Regions from separate parts of the Mus musculus genome. Here region 1 is linked to region 2. Evidence: chromatin loops called from intact Hi-C (ENCODE). Cell type or tissue: left cerebral cortex. All regions are shown on one strand.

What was found. Peaks named below come from ENCODE experiments on the same cell type or tissue, not always from the same donor. Only the 100,000 strongest peaks of a DNase experiment are listed, where the experiment ranks them.
Region 1: a loop joins it to region 2, with 2.6 times the contacts of the local background. A loop is called at or near these places in 6 of 42 quality-filtered maps.

What each region holds. Positions count from the first base shown.
Region 1 is chr12:90,405,012-90,413,011 of GRCm38, forward strand. Gm40538 (a long non-coding RNA gene) reads right to left here and starts at 3,788. Exons shown (of 4, transcript XR_872905.2): 1 at 3,737-3,788; 2 at 2,744-2,827. In left cerebral cortex, no CTCF peak of the experiment used is centred here; a DNase peak (open chromatin) is centred at 3,803.
Region 2 is chr12:89,510,555-89,518,554 of GRCm38, forward strand. It overlaps Nrxn3 (neurexin III), which reads left to right. Exons shown (of 20, transcript NM_001198587.3): 11 at 1-152; 12 at 1,362-1,552; 13 at 2,385-2,558. Among named protein-coding and RNA genes, the nearest start is that of Gm40537, 540 kb to the left of the region's middle. In left cerebral cortex, a CTCF peak has its summit at 3,420 (motif pointing right); DNase peaks (open chromatin) are centred at 2,829 and 3,426.

The sequences.
Region 1 (8,000 bases), 890 kb after region 2:
ACCATCTGATCCTGTGTGGGTTTTCCTTGGGAAATATTTTAACGACTGTTTCTATTTCTTTAGGGGTTATGAGCCTGTTAAATAGTTTATCTGATCTTGCTTTAACTTTGGTAAATAGTATCAGTCTAGAAAATCATCCATTTCCTTATGATTTTCCAGTTTTATGGAGTACAGGTTTTTGAAGTAAGACTTAATTATCTGAATTTCCTCAGTGTCAGTTGTTATGTCTCCCTTTTCATTTTTTATTTTGTTTATTTAGATATTGTTTTTCTGTCTCTAGGATAACTTTGCTAAGGGTTTGTCTATCTTGTTGATTTTTTCATAGAAACAGCTCAGGGTTTTGTGGATTCTTTGTATTGTTTTATTGGTTTCTGATTGTTTTCAGCCCCAATTTTGATTATTTTCTGCCTTGTACATCTCTTTCATATGCTTGCTTCTTTTTACTTTTTTTTCTTTTTCTAGAGATTTAAGGTGCACTTTTAAATTGCTGATAAGAGAACTTTCTAATTTCTTTACGTAGGCACTTAGTAGATCTTTCTTCTTAACATTGCTTTCATTGTGTCCCATAAATTTGGATATCTTATGCCTCCTTTTTCATTGAGTTCTAGAAAGTCTTTAATTTATTTATTTCTTCCCTGACCCAGAGATCACTGAGAAGAGAGTTGTTCAGTGTCCATGAATGTGTAGGTTTTTAGGTGTTTCTGTTGTTGTTGAAGTCCAGCTTTAATCTATGGTGGTCTGATAAGATATAAAGCATTATTTCTATTTTCTTGGATCTGTTGAGGCTGGTTTTATGACCAATTATATAGTTAATTTTTGAGAAGGACCCATGAGGCGCTGTGAAGAAAGTATATTCTTTTGTGTTTGAGTGAAATATTCTATAGATATCTGTTAGGTCTGTTTGATTCATAAACTCTGTTAGGTCCATGTTTTTCTATATTTAGTTTCTGTCTTGGGGACCTGACTATTGGTTAGAGTGGGATGTTGAAGTCTCCCACTATTCATGCATGGGTTCCATGAACAAATTAAGCTTTAGCAATGTTTCTTTTACAAATGTGGGTGCCCTTGTGTTTGGGGCATTCATGTTCAGAATTGAAATATTATCTTGGTATGTTTTTCCTTTGATTATTATGAAGTGTGCTCCCCTGTCTCTTCTGATTAATTTTGGTTTAAAATCCATTTTATTAGTTATTAAAATGGCTACTCCAGCTTGCTCCTTGGGTCTGTTTTCTTGGAAAGCTTTTTTTCCAGCCCTTACTCTGTAGTAATGGCTACTTTTATGACTGAGATATGTTTCTTTTATGCAGCAGAATGGTGGATCCTGTTTGGCATCCATTCTGTTAGTCTGTTTCTTTTTATTGGGGAAGTTAGTCCATTGATTTTGAGAAATATTAATGACCAGTGACTGTTAGTAACTGTTATTTTGATGTTGATGGTGTGTGTGTGTGTGTGTGTGTGTGTGTGCTTTTCTTGTTTTTGCTAGTATGGAATTCCTTATTTCCTGTGTTTTATGAGATGTAGTTTAGTTATCCTCCTTGGGTTGGAGTTTTTCTTCTAGAATTTTCTATAGGACTGAATTTGTAGATAGATACTGTTTGAAATTGGATTCTCCTTTAAATGTCATGTATTCTCCATCTATGTTGTTTGAGAATTTTGCTGGGTACAGTTGTCTAGCTTGGCACCTGTGCTTTTTTAGAGTTTGTAGGATATCTTTCCAGGCCCTTCTACCTTTTACTCTCTGTTGAGAAAGGAGGTGTAACTCTGGTAGGTCTGCCTTTGTTTGTTACCTGGTTTTTTTCTCCTGCAGCTTTTAATATTCTTTCCTTGTTCTGTACATTTTCCATTTTGATCATCATTTTCCAGGAGAATTGTCTTTTTTTGACAGTCTAGTTGGTGTTCTACAAATGTCTTGTATGTTTATAGGCATCATTTTCTTTAGGCTGGGAAAATTTTCTTCTACAGTTTTGTTGAGAATATTTTCTGGGCCTTGAAGCTGGCACTTTTCACCTTCTATTTCTATTACTCTTAGGCTAGGTCTTTTCACAGTATCCCAAATTTCATGAATGTTTTATGTCAAGAGTTTTTTAGATTTAGCATTTTCTTTGACAGATGTATCAATTTCTTCTACTGTATCTTCTACACCTAATATATTCCCTTTTATCCTCTGTATTTTGTTGGTGATGCTTGTATCTGTTGTTCCTTTTCTCTTCCCTAGGTTTTCCACCTCCAGGATTCCCTCAGTTTGTGTTTTCTTTATTTCTTCTATTTCTACGTTCAGGTCTTGCTCAGTTTTATCTATTTCCTTCATCTGTTTAATTGTATTTTCCTGTATGTCTTTAAGGGATTTATTTGTTTCTTCTTTAAAGTCCTCTATCTGTTTGCTTGTATGTTCCTGTATTTCTTTAAGGGATTTATTCATTTCTTTTTCAGAGGCCTCTATCATCTTTATAAGATTGAATTTAAGATTATCTTCTCATTTTTTGGGTTGTGTTAGGATATCCAGGGCTTGCTGTAGTAGAGTAGCTATGCTTTGGAGGTGACATTTTGCCCTGATCCTTGTTGATTGTGTTCTTTCAAGGGCTATATGGTCTGTATAGTTCAGAAGCCATAGGTTCGATGACGGTGGGCAGAAAGGTGACAAGAATGTAGAGGTCCCCCTGAGATCACAGGCTTCTCAGAGCAGGCAGCCTTGGCCCTGAGGGCTCAGAGAACAGAGAAGATGGATGGGGAAAGGGAAGCTTACCCGTATGCTTCAGGAGTTGGATGGAGGTAGAGGACAGGCAGTAGGAGAATGGAGGTTCTTTTGGAATAGCAGGCTGCTCAGAACCTATATTGATTATATAAAATTACTAGCACATCTTAAAATTATACATGATTATCATTATTGGTATTACTTTCACATTTCACTTTAAACCATTGTCTCATTAAAGAAAATCTAATGTATCACTACATTCTGATTAAAGAAAACCTATTTGGTTGAGGCCATTGTCTCTCTTGACATCCTCCTTTTCTAAATAAAGTTTCCTTAGTTCTTATTCACTAACACCTTCTATGTCATAGTACTTCACTGATACAATGAAGAAAAGAATGCTGTGGCTATACAACAGAATTTTCAAATCTCACTTAGGAAAAGCAATGTATACTCCTAGTCTTCAAGGAATGGGGAAACATCAGTGCAGATATGCAACGCCCCTTGCAAGGACATTAAGGTCCATGTGCTCCACTGTGAGGAGTTTTTGATGCTTTTGAACAAGAGTACATATAATTGAACATGTCCTGTTTCTATAGGGGATTACCATTTTGTGTTTAGGACTTTCTCAGATTCTAATTTAGTCAAATCTTGGTCCTATCCAATGTTTAGAGTGGAAGAGGCACGCATCGCCATGAAACAGGTAGCTCGTGGGATCAAACAATCTCCCTCTTTCATCTTTAGCACTCAGGTAATCCAGGGCGGTCATTATTTTGTGCTCAGGCTATCTTTTTCTCTGACCACTTCAAAGTGACACTATCATTAAATCTGAGTGGTGGTTATTATTTCCACAAAGCTGGCATGAGGATGTGGGTCGTGCCTTTTTAAAGAGGAATGGGCCACCTATAGAATTCTCAACCTGGATTCTGAACTGAAAGTAATCATCTGGCTCTGGGGACTGGTTTTACACTTACGGGAGTGTCATTGGGAAAGAAAGATTTTCTAACAGTAGCAGTCAAAGTGTTCATTCAAACACACTCAACATACATTTGTTGCAGACTCTGAGCCAAGTCACTCTCAGGGAACTGTTCTGGAAGAGAAAATATTTTCATAGGAAATCACGATAAGCCCACAGTGATTAGCAAGTTCTTAACAGCTGAGACTCTAAAGAAGTGTGGTTTCCTGCTAAAGTTTTCCATCTGGAAATTTAAGGCTGGAAAAGTCCAAGGAGTGATGGGCACGGCTAGTTTCACACTGTACAGTCAGCTCCAAAGACTTAATTAGAAAAAAGTTTGCTGGAAACATGACCCACCCAACTCTGAAGTGCTCCCAAAGGTTCGCAGTTTCCAATAGCAGTCCAAACCTACAGCTGTATAGACATTTCAATCATACATTTTCCTTAAAATTTAATGAGAATTCCTCCCTTTCCCTTTCTGAGTCCCTTGCCTTTGGTTAAATGAACCTTACACAGATTTTCCTGGATCCCATCACTTCCAGGTACCTGCAGTGGGGAAGTTGATGACCTTGAACTCAGAAGAATGTCTCCAATTTAATTACTTATGAAGCAAAAATAACTACATTTTTGTAGTAAACTGTAAAGCTGAGAAAGATATATTTCAGTGAAACTGAATGTGGCTTTTTTTTTCTTTCTCTACATATTTCCTTTTGAAAAATCTAACATCAAGTGTGATGTACATTCTTGGTTGTGAACCTGGAATTAACTAACGCCAAAAATGGAGGGCTTAACTGTGAGTGATTGTTGGTTATTTTGAAATGAGACAATCCACTTCTAATTTGGATCTTTGAGATGAAAAGAAACGCCTTTAACCCAGATCTCTTGAATTGGGAAACAACACCTTTAATTAAGATCATTTGAGCTGGGAAAACCTACCTCTAATTTGGGTCATGTCTTCTGCTGGAACCCTATATAAGGACATGAAAGGAGGACATTTTTGCACTTTGCCTGATTTTCCGTGCTTCACTATCAAGTCCATTCCTTCACTGATATCAACCATCATTTACTGAAGATCTGCTGAGACATCCATCCTTGTGGGCTGAGCAACTACTGGATTCTGGATTTTATTTATTTACTATGTGTATGAGTACACTGTCAGTCACGGTCTTCAGACACACCAGAAGGGGGCATCGGATCCCACTACAGATGGTTGTGACTGACAGTGTGGTTGCTGGGAATTGAACTCAGAACCTCTGGAAGAGCTCTTAATCACAAAGCCATATACCACCACTGTTCATAGCTGGAACACAGCCTATAAGTCATTAGATAGATAGATGATAGATAGATAGATAGATAGATAGATAGATAGATAGATATAAACTCCCTCTACAGAATCTTGACTAACACACCAAATTTCTAACTTCTTCCATCTTTGTCTACATTTTTTGCCCTCATACAATAAAAGACAGTGCTTTGTGTGGTTTGTTTTGGTGTGTATACTAAAGAATCTTTGCCTACCTAAATTTGACTCATTGCACTTCTCCATTTAGCCTTTCCTAATCATCCATTTTCTCACTCTTTCAGAACACCCACTTATAAATTATATGAAATGATCAGCAAAAATGGCATTGAGTGAGAGATACATTCACCTGCTGTTTATGTGCATGCCCTTCAGCCCAGGCAGATTAAATTTTAATCCATTAATTTAAATCATTAATTCCTTAAGGGCAGGAAATTACATCTGTTCTCCTCTCTGTCTCTGTCTGTCTGTCTGTCTGTCTCTCTCTCTCTCTCTCTCTCTCTATATATATATATATATATATATATATACACACACACACACACACACACACACACACACACACACACACTTCTATTTTTTTTCCTCATTGTACTTTGTAGATTCTCAGTAGATTGCATTGTATAAAAGGTGCTGGCATCTTTTGAAGAAATAGTAACATAATAAAAACAAACCCCTTCATTCTCCTTTCAAATTTTCTAATCCAAACTCTGTATCTTTCCATCAATCATTCTTATGGTTCCTCTCAAATACCTTCATTTCAATTGTATTCTACGTTCCATCCCCCCCCCCCCAAAAAGAACAAACCAATGTCAACTTCTACAGTGCAATCTCACGCCTCTGCCTGGCTTTATTTACTATGTATGCAGGTGACTGCTAGCTCAGTCCATCAGTCACAGAGGTAAATTCCCATGACTTCCCCAGATGCCTCTATTATTCCTGGACCATTCTATCTGAGAGATTTATCAATGAAAGGCTGTTTCAGAGAAACCTAACAATCCTTGCATTGAGGGTCACTCAATCATTCAGACAGTCGAAAGCATCACATTAGCAGAGTCCCTCGATGCATGGAATAATGCAAAGAGATGAATAATAAAATTCACACTGAACTTGCTCTAGTGGGAAACCCATGGACTGTAGAAGTTAAAAACATTGGCTTTGAATCAGCTTATATAGGTTCAAACCACAGCCTACTGATTGCCAGCTGCATGCTAGGAGAGAGTTTCTGAATGAATCCCCTTCTTTATATTAAAAAAAAAAGGAAGCAAGAATACTTACAATTCTGCTGATAGAAACCCAAGATAATGAATCCATTATTGCAAAACCTAGTGATGAGCTAGAGATGTAGTCCAGTTGGTTGAGTGTCAGGGTTCAAGTCCCAGCATTTCTTTCAAAATAAAAATACAAACATACAAAACAACAACAAAACCCACACAACTGGGTAGGTAGAGCTTGCAACTTAAAATTTCAGAATTCTGTGAGTATAAAAGAGGGTTAGGGTGAGACATTGAAGGCCATCCTAAACAGAATAGTGAGCTCTAGTCCACTGTGCATTCTGGGTTACTTGAAACCTTGCCATAAAACAAAACAAATAAAAAGCCAAACAGGGAAACCAGTCTTCCAGAATGGCAACATTTACTTTTAAGGCTTGAAAAACAGTTTGACTGTAGAGAAGTCTGCAATTATGGATTTACTTAAATCACAGGTTCAAAAGAGCATCTCTTGTATCCAGGGAGTCCGTCCTGCCAGACTCCAGCACTCAGATGCCAGCACACACAGTCTTATCACCACACTTTGAATTTTGCAAAATTAAAAAAAAAATGTTAGTCTGAGTCATAGGACACTAGACCTTAAGCCAAAGAAGCATTTGATTTTATATTCAACTTGGTAATTTCAAATTATTTCTTAGTTCAGTGCCCTAGTAATAGTACTAATTGATATAAGTAATTTCTCTGGGTGAGGCACTGCAGTCCCTGGCACAAATATTCCTTCATCAGAGAAGTGTGTTCAGTAGTGTCCTTGGGACAGACTCCCTGGCTAGTCAACAGTCATCATGCTTCCTTTTCAAATGATCGAGAATTCGAATGGAGTTTGCCTCTGATTTTGAAAACACTTAACATCTGGCAGCTCCTTTGATGTCTCTGTCTCATCAGGGCATTGATAACTTCCTGCTTTACTCTTCACTCTGAAGGCTGCCTGTGGACCAGCTGTGCTGTCCTGATGGCCCTCAGCACCTGGCTAGGACATCCCTCAGAGGCCAGATTTTATCTATGTGATGACACAGCAGAGGAAATATTGAACAGTTCAAAGTGTTAACACCAAATGATAGAGCCTAAAAGATTATAAATATAGTATCTACTGACCTGCACAAGGCTAAAAGCAGTTTTTCCATTGTGAGAGAATGCCTAGAGATCTTAGTCAAAGCCTGATGATGCCATAAATCTGGATGTCCACATTTTAGAGTAATACCCAAACTGTCAAGTATTAACTAGAAGTCATTGTCCATGATGCACGTTGTAATATATCAAGATAATGTCATTCATTACCAGGAAGACCTTAAAAGCCAAAAGCCAAGACAGACAGGACACCAAATCTATCAGTTAGAATTTACTTTCCATGAATTACAATTCACATTATAATTGGATGACTTATGTTCTTCAAAAGTCCCAAAGCTCAGTATAACAGGGAGATGCCGTGTATAGCTCTGCCCAATGACCCATCAACTTCCTTTACAACAGAGGCAATCTGCATGGTGAAAAGGTTTTCAGATTTTAATTAAAGGCCCATGTGATTTAAGGTGTATTCAAATTAGAAACATTTTTTTAAGTTGTACTGGTGATGGAACTGGACCCTTCTTTGGAATTAGTATTAACAACAAAAAAATTAATTCTTATTTACTAGTTTTCAAGTAATAATCTTTCAAACAAACACTAATCAAATATCAAAAGCTGAATATATTCTTTAATAGATATATTCAAACTAATCTATTCATATTTAAATTTTCATTTATCCATTCTTCTTTCTATCAATGATATATGTGTGTATATATATATATA
Region 2 (8,000 bases):
AAGACCAAGAGCAGCTACCTGACCCTCGCCACCCTACAGGCTTACACCTCCATGCACCTCTTCTTCCAGTTCAAGACCACTTCAGCTGATGGCTTCATTCTCTTCAATAGCGGAGATGGCAATGATTTTATTGCAGTTGAGCTGGTCAAGGGGTAAGTAGGAGAAACCTCAGAGTGATGATGGCTATCTTCACTGACACATTTTGTAAAATATGGCTGTGAAGAAAACTGTCCATTTTACTCCATGACCCCTGCCTCTGTTAGTACCCTCCTTGCTAACAAAGATCCACAAAATGACTAGGGCTGGAAAGGACATGGACTCCTAAGATTATTTGAAGAAATTCTACTAGGTTGATTTTTTTACAAAGATTTTAACTATGAAATGTAGTCCTTTGAAATTATAGTGGGGTAAGCTCATTTATATAAACCATGGCTATGGTGTGTGTTGTGCCCATCTTTTGAGTATTACTAATTAAAATTAGGAGATGCATAATAAGAAATGAAATCTAGTTATTTTTCAATACTACAATTAGCATTACAACTATTATTTTGAGAGTAGAGCATGGATATAGTCCCCTAGGACCCAAAATTATAAAATTGAGTTTCTTGAATTTCAGGAAATTGCAGAGTCCAACATTATAGTTTCTTAAACCTCTTTTTGACCCCTCTAGTATGCTACCATAGTATTCACATAAGAACAAAACCAGAACTCAGGATGTTCTTGCTGGTTTGCTAGTGTGCTTGTCTAGCATGCAGAAGGTCCTGGGTTCAACCCTAGCACTGTATACCCTGGGTGTGGCAGCATATGCCTGTAAATCTAGCACTGGTGTGGTAGAGACACAAGGATCAGTAGTTGAAGGCTGGTCTCTGCAGGGTAGCAAACTTGAGGTCAACCTGGGCCACATAAGACTTTGTTTTAAACACACAATACCCTGATCAATATTCTTTGAATTCTATTATTGTCCTCTAGTATTTTGTAGGGTCCTAAATGTAGCTTTTCATAGATCTAGGTATTACTATGGAGCATTAGGAAAGTAGACTTTGGGCTGGGTGTGAGTACATGCCCATAATTCCAGCACTAGAGAGTCTGTGGAAGGACGATTATGAGTTCTAGGCTAACTTGTACTATATTATAAATTTTTGACTTAAAGAAAATGAAAGAAGACTCTATGAGTCTGGGAATATGGAGTTGAAATAATGTATGATCCAATAATTACTGGTGATTTTAAGTGCATTTAATTGGTATGCTATGCCAGGAAAGCATGGGAAATGTAAAGCCCCCTTAGTTTTGATATGTATGTGATTGCCACCGAACTACTTCATGGACCCTGAAGCGATCGTGTGCTCTTTTGTCTTTTGCAGGTACATACACTATGTGTTTGATCTCGGCAATGGTCCCAATGTGATCAAAGGCAACAGTGACCGCCCCCTGAATGACAACCAGTGGCACAACGTGGTCATCACCAGGGACAGCAGTAACACCCACAGTCTGAAGGTGGACACCAAGGTAGTCACTCAGGTCATCAATGGTGCCAAAAATCTGGATTTGAAAGGTAATCCTTATGTCGAATTTGTATCTTAGAGCCCATCTTGCAACACAAAGTTTGCTTCCACAGGGAATCTCCAGGTTAGGAATTCGAGCCATATCTTCTGTACCACACAGATTCCATTTGAAAACTATTGAATTATACCATAAGGCCATTTATCCAGTTTCTATACAAGACCCCACTTCAAAAGTGCTTCCTGATCTGTGATGATGTTAGGAAAGTCTTTTGGGGGTCCAAAAGATGAGCTGATTTGGGGTCCAAAAGATGAGCTGAGTCAAGGCCTTGTTAAATTGTAGGTGTGTCCTCACTAGAGAGGGAAAGTATTTGGCTAAGTCCTTCCAACCTGGATGACATTGTCTCAGCCATAGTCACTACTGTGTAATAATACATATACCAAAAGGACATAGTTGTTGTTACTCTCATCATGCATTATTAGATGCTTGATGGGATGTCTGAAAAACACTCAGCACATTATTTCTAAAAAGCACATAAAAATTACCCAATAAATGGTTGTGGCTGTCCACAATGTTGTTAATCTTTACTTCACTTAATTAGGTAGAAGCTACTTTGTACAGTTGATATGGTGATTCAAACTTTGTGAGATGTTGGATACAGAATTGAACGACTTATAAGAAATATTTAGTTGTTTTTTTTTAATTTTAGTAATTTATGAGTTCTGGAAGTTATTCTTATTTTAGCTGACCCTTCCCTTCCCCACCACAGTTGTATTATCATCATCTAAGAAACAGTCTAACGTGTGTGTGTGTAAGCATTATTGGACATGGCTGCCACATTCTTTCTCTACTCCGGCTCTTTTACTGTCTTCCTTCCTTTGTAGGTGACCTCTATATGGCTGGCTTAGCCCAGGGCATGTACAGCAACCTTCCCAAGCTTGTGGCCTCCAGGGATGGATTTCAGGGCTGCCTGGCCTCTGTGGACTTGAATGGACGCCTGCCTGATCTCATCAACGATGCTCTCCACAGGAGTGGACAGATCGAGCGAGGCTGTGAAGGTAGAACCTCTCTTCTTTTTAAGGCTCAGCCTTGCCACAGCACCGAGCCCCCTTGCTGCTCTGCCAGTTCCTCTTTCCTCAGTTTACCCATCCTCGGTCAATCTCATTCCCCATCCTATGCCGCATCCTCATCGGTGTCCTCTTGTCACTGGTTGAGTATGCTGGACATGTGCCACGGGCTTTAAAAAGGCATGCTGGCAGACGTCCTTTCAGGGTCGCATACTTGGTGGTGAAGAACCTTTCCTGTCACGGGCATCAGACTTCTCCCAATTTGTGCCTTTGTTTTCAGAGTGGCTCAAAGAGCACTAGAGATTTCTATTTTAATAATGGTAAGGACAATGCAAAGAGTCCACATTGATGTCACCAATTATTTGGTCATTTGACACAATTCCATTGGGAGACAGAGAAATGATGTCCCACTGTCATGATGATGGAAGGGAACTAGTATTTATTGAGTACTTGCTGGATCAGGCTCTGCTTGTCAGTCCTTGGGGTACTGTCAAGGAATATTCTCCATTCCCACATTCAGAAGACCTGGATTAAGGTCCCAGCTGACCTTTGGTAATTTACTTAACCATTCAGATCTATCTTTTCTTTCTCTGCCAAATGGCAGAATAATAGGCCCTATCAAAAGTCGTATGAAAAAAAAAAATCTGAAAGATACCAAATGCCTGATACGTAGTGGGTACTGGATAAATGTGGGATTATTGTTCCTGGATATTATCTCATGCGAGACACATACTAGTACTGCATGTTTACCCACGCTGCACAACAACCATTCTCAGCCTGTTTCTGTAGATGGTGAAAGTAATGCCTTTCCAGAGCTGTTGGTGACTGGAAGATCAGCTTAGTTTTAGCCAGTAGAGGGCAGCAGTGTACACATTCTTGCGTTCATTCCTGCCCTCACTTGGACGGAGAAATAATTGCAGATCATCTACAGGCAAAGGTGATGCCTAACCTGTCACCAAGATCTACATCTTCGTTCCTCTGGCTGAGACTAATGGTTCTTTGTGCAACGTACTGTGTTTCCTTGCATCCATCTTTCAGTTTCCATGTCAAAACTGTTCACTTATTTCCTGTGTTCAAGTTCATGAACACTGCTTTTGAAGCAGCTTCCATTTGAGTTATCTCTATCCCTTGAAAGCAGTTTTGCAAATGCTTCTCAGGCTAACTTGTGCTACAAAAGATGTTTGCCTTGCCTGAGTCAGTTGCCTGGTACTAGTGTCAAAAGGATCATCCCTACGATCTGCTTCCCGGTCTCCTTTAACCAAGACAATGTTTTTAATTCTGCAATTCTGATGGCCATTAAATATGGTGTGTGTGTGTGTGTGTGTGTGTATGTGTGTGTGTATATATGTGTGTGTGCATGTGTATGTGTGTGTGCATGTGTGCGTGCATGTGTGTATGTGTGTGTACATGTGTGCTTGTGTGTGTGCATGTGTGCTTGTGTGTGTGCATGTGTGTGTGTATCTGTGTGTTTGTCTGTCTGTGTGTATGATGGGCAAGAGGTTAAGCATCAAAAGGCATTTGAGGTAGACATTTTGTGTTTTCCTGAAAATGCTGTACAATTTCATTCAACTTGACCATTTCTTTTGGACTTACTGGTCTACTCAGAGTTCTTCAGATGGTAAAAAACAATGCAGGGAAAAATGACGTATTTGGCATTCAAATGAGTATCTTACTTTAGAAGGCTTTGGGATGACAGGAGTTGAGCTTCTCTCAGAATTACCGTATCAAGTTAAATTACAATGTGAAATTACATATTAAAAACAGAAAGCAGGGCTAAGGGAGATGGCTAAGGAGTTAAAAGCAGTCTTGTTCTTCCACAGGATGCAAACTCAGCTCCTAGCACCCTTATTATGTGACCTATAACACTGCATTCAGTGGCCCAATACTTTCTTCTAGCACTGCATTCATGTTTGTGCTCTCTCTCTCTCTCTCTCTCTCTCTCTCTCTCTCATGCATGTGTATGTGTGGCACGCACACAGAGACCCACACATACCTTCACACACGTTTGAAAAATAAAATCTTTTAAGAAAAGAAAGCATCAAGTACTATTTAAATAGCAAATTATTCTTAATGTGTCTTATGTTATTCAGATTGAACACTTAAGAATCTAACCCTCAAGCTTTGTTAACCAATAGAACTGTAGTGTAAGGGATGGGGAGATGGCTTGGCAGGTAAGGCAAGTTCTCTGTAAGCATGAGCAGCAGAATTTAGATCCCCAGCATCCACACAACTGGGTAGGTCCTCAGCATCCTACCCAGCTGGTTAGGTCATCCTTAGTCCTAGGCCACAAGAGACAGAGACAGGATGTCTGGAGCAAGCAACTAAGTATATTAGCTGAATCAATAGGCTCCGGGTCCAAGTAAGAGATTGCTTTGGTAGGGAAGGCACCCTGATATCAACTTCTGGCCACCATATGCATGTGCTTTGCACACACAGCACTTGCACATATACTCATATCACATACATGCCAGAAAAAAAGAGCGAAATGTAGCACAAGTCACACATGTGACTTAAAATTTCCTAAGAGTTATATTTCAAAATGTGTAGCATAACAGAAGATCCGTTTTCATTATATATTTCACCTTAGTTAAGCAAATTTTCCCAAAATATTAGCATTTCAGTATGTCATAAAATGACGCATGGGTATTGTATATCCTTTTGATTGTATTAAACCTTCAAAGGCTTGTGTGCTTTGCCTTTGCAGCAGCCACTAAGTTCAGGCCACATCCATTTGCAGCTCTCTTGCCACAAGTGTGTCTGTCCGGCTGCTGTATTGGAAGCAGAGCTCCATAGAATGCGAAACTTGGAGTTATAATGAAATAAAGCGACAGGACCGGAGAGAAAGGAAGTTTAAAGTAACTTCTACAAAAATGTAAAGACAGAAGGGAGGAATGAAGCCCACTCAGGAGAGATTCAGGGGAAGCAGTGAGAGCTCTGGCAGAAGGAAATTACCCATCACATTGGGGCAAATGTTCCCAGCTCTCCCCAAAGCTCTCCATCGACTTGGGTGATTCACAACATGCATTATGGCAGACTCTAGCCTTTCTCTAAGTACTCTGATTGTTCAAAGCCGGATACTGTGACTTGATGGCTCTCCCATCCATCTATGGCAAAGCCCGAGGGCCTAATCGCATGCACTCTATTGCCATGGAGATAATTATGATGGTTGCCCACCGAGCATTAAGACTTTCCTACTGGGTGGGATGAAGTGGAGGCTGAGTGCCAAGGGAGAGAGGAAGGTCCCTGTTTATTGTACACAAATGACTTCGATAATTAGCTTAAGTGGCAAGGAAAAATGGCCAAAAAGTGGGTTAAGGCATAAATTACTATCATTGGAAGTTTGCAGCATTGTGAATAAGGCCCCAGAGAAGATCCTGGGCGCCTTTTTAGGGTTCTGTGGAAATGACACTGTAAAGGATAGTAGCAAAGCGAAACAAAGGACCTCCAACCCTGTAGAATCTACAGAGGGTTCCATTCTCATGAGTCTCTTGCACATAGCATGTGGCTCCTAAGAATATCTTCTGGTATAAGGCACATGGCATGCACAGGAAAGAGAGCATGTAATTTGGTGTTATTTCTTCATAGAGAGAGTAAACAAGGTGGGGATAGCTGTCTTTACTGACAAAACATGACTTGGTTCTACTTAAAATGGCAAATATGTTAGGTTTTTATATATTTATATAATTTTAGCAGTCTAAGATCTAATATAATTTCTTGCCAAAGTCACTGGCATTGATATTTTAAGATCCTAAAGGAGTAAATGTACTTTTTTCCCTTTACCTGACCTCCAAGAACATATGTAAGAAATTATAAGAGTTAGAAATTATTTTAAAATGTGTAAATTTGACATTCTTTGGTTCTCAAATTATTAATTTATTTAGTAACTAAGAATGATCTGGAAGTAGGTTTTTAATTTATGTCTGTGATTTAGAAGTTAATTCAGATTTCCACTCAAATTTTAGCTATGACATTTGGCCTCTAATTTGGGTCAAGATTTGTTTTTGTTTTTTTTTTTTTTTTTTTTTTTTTTTTAAAGTAATGCCTTACTTCAAACTCAGCTGATAAATACCTGTTGAGATCAACTTAGCTATAGAGCCTGAGGCATCCTGAGCAGAAGTGCTATTGCACAGTTGAGGAGGGGAAACATCTGAGAGAATATACCACGTGCTTCATTTTGGACCTGGCATGAATCAATCAAAAAGGACATTCATTTTGCCTTTTTGCCCACAAACATTTGCTTATATTCCTACAAATTAAACAAATTAAGCTCTTTGGTGTCCTCAATGAGTCATCTGGGTAGAAATGCATGACTCTGGAGCCATATCCCTTGGTGGCATTTTCAAGGGTAGAAGGGGACTGGGGTGGCGTGGTGACTCTCCTATGCTCAACTCCTAAATGTCCCAAAGTATTTTTGTGGGCTTTGAGTGTGCACATGTGTCTTCCAGTCTGGCCACATGCTGCCGTTATCTCTAGAGTGAATGCCTTGGGGTTGGCTGTGTACCTGTGCGAAGGCTGTCCCTGCCCGTCGCTTGTGCTTTGTCAACTTCACTGTTTCCCTGTCCTAGCTCTGCTGACTTGGCTCCCAAGAGGCCCTGCTCTGCCCTGGTTTGTGCATCCTTGTGTCTTGTGTCTCTGGTGACTTTGTAGAGCATTTCAAGTGTCTGTCTGAGTGATGTTGGTTATGCAGACTGCATTTTTTTGTTTCTGTAATGTTAACCAGTTGACTCTACTCTAACTAACCTTTGGTTATTGTTTTCGCTTTTTCTGTTCTTTTGCTAACAAAGTTGCGTTGACCAAAGCTGACCTGCAAGGTAGAGAAGGCTCTTGTACCACTTTGGACTGAAAGATGCCCTGTGTGACCCTTGGTATTGTTACATTAGAGGGTTTCTAGCTGTCACACTTCTTAGACAGCAGCCATTGTTGGGGAGGGGGCTGAAGCCAGTGTTCTTCCGAAAGGGTGACAGAAAACCAAAAAGTACACATGAAATATTATTGTACAAAGGATATATCATGGGAATAAGAACATGACTCCATTCTGGGTGGGACCAAAGAGATTTGAAGCATCCCATGCTATCACTGTCTTCCAATAGGATCTATTCTGGAAATAATTAATGCTTCTCCCTGTATTTACCATAGGGGGTCTGGCTCCTTTCAAGCTATTCAGCAGCGATAGAAGGAAGAACTTTGAAGAGGAAGAAACAGCCACTTGATTTCTTAATTTATTACTCTCTAGGTCAGGAAGGTCATTTTCTAGAGCAGGACATTTAAATGCTTGGACCTTATAAACGACCATATCATTTTCTCTCAACTCATTTTAAAGAAATATTTTAGGCATGTGGGAGATATTAATGCCATTAACACATCGCAGAGATTTATATTTCCTATTGGGGATTTTGGTTGAGTACTTTAATTTTCTATTGTGTGATCTAAGCA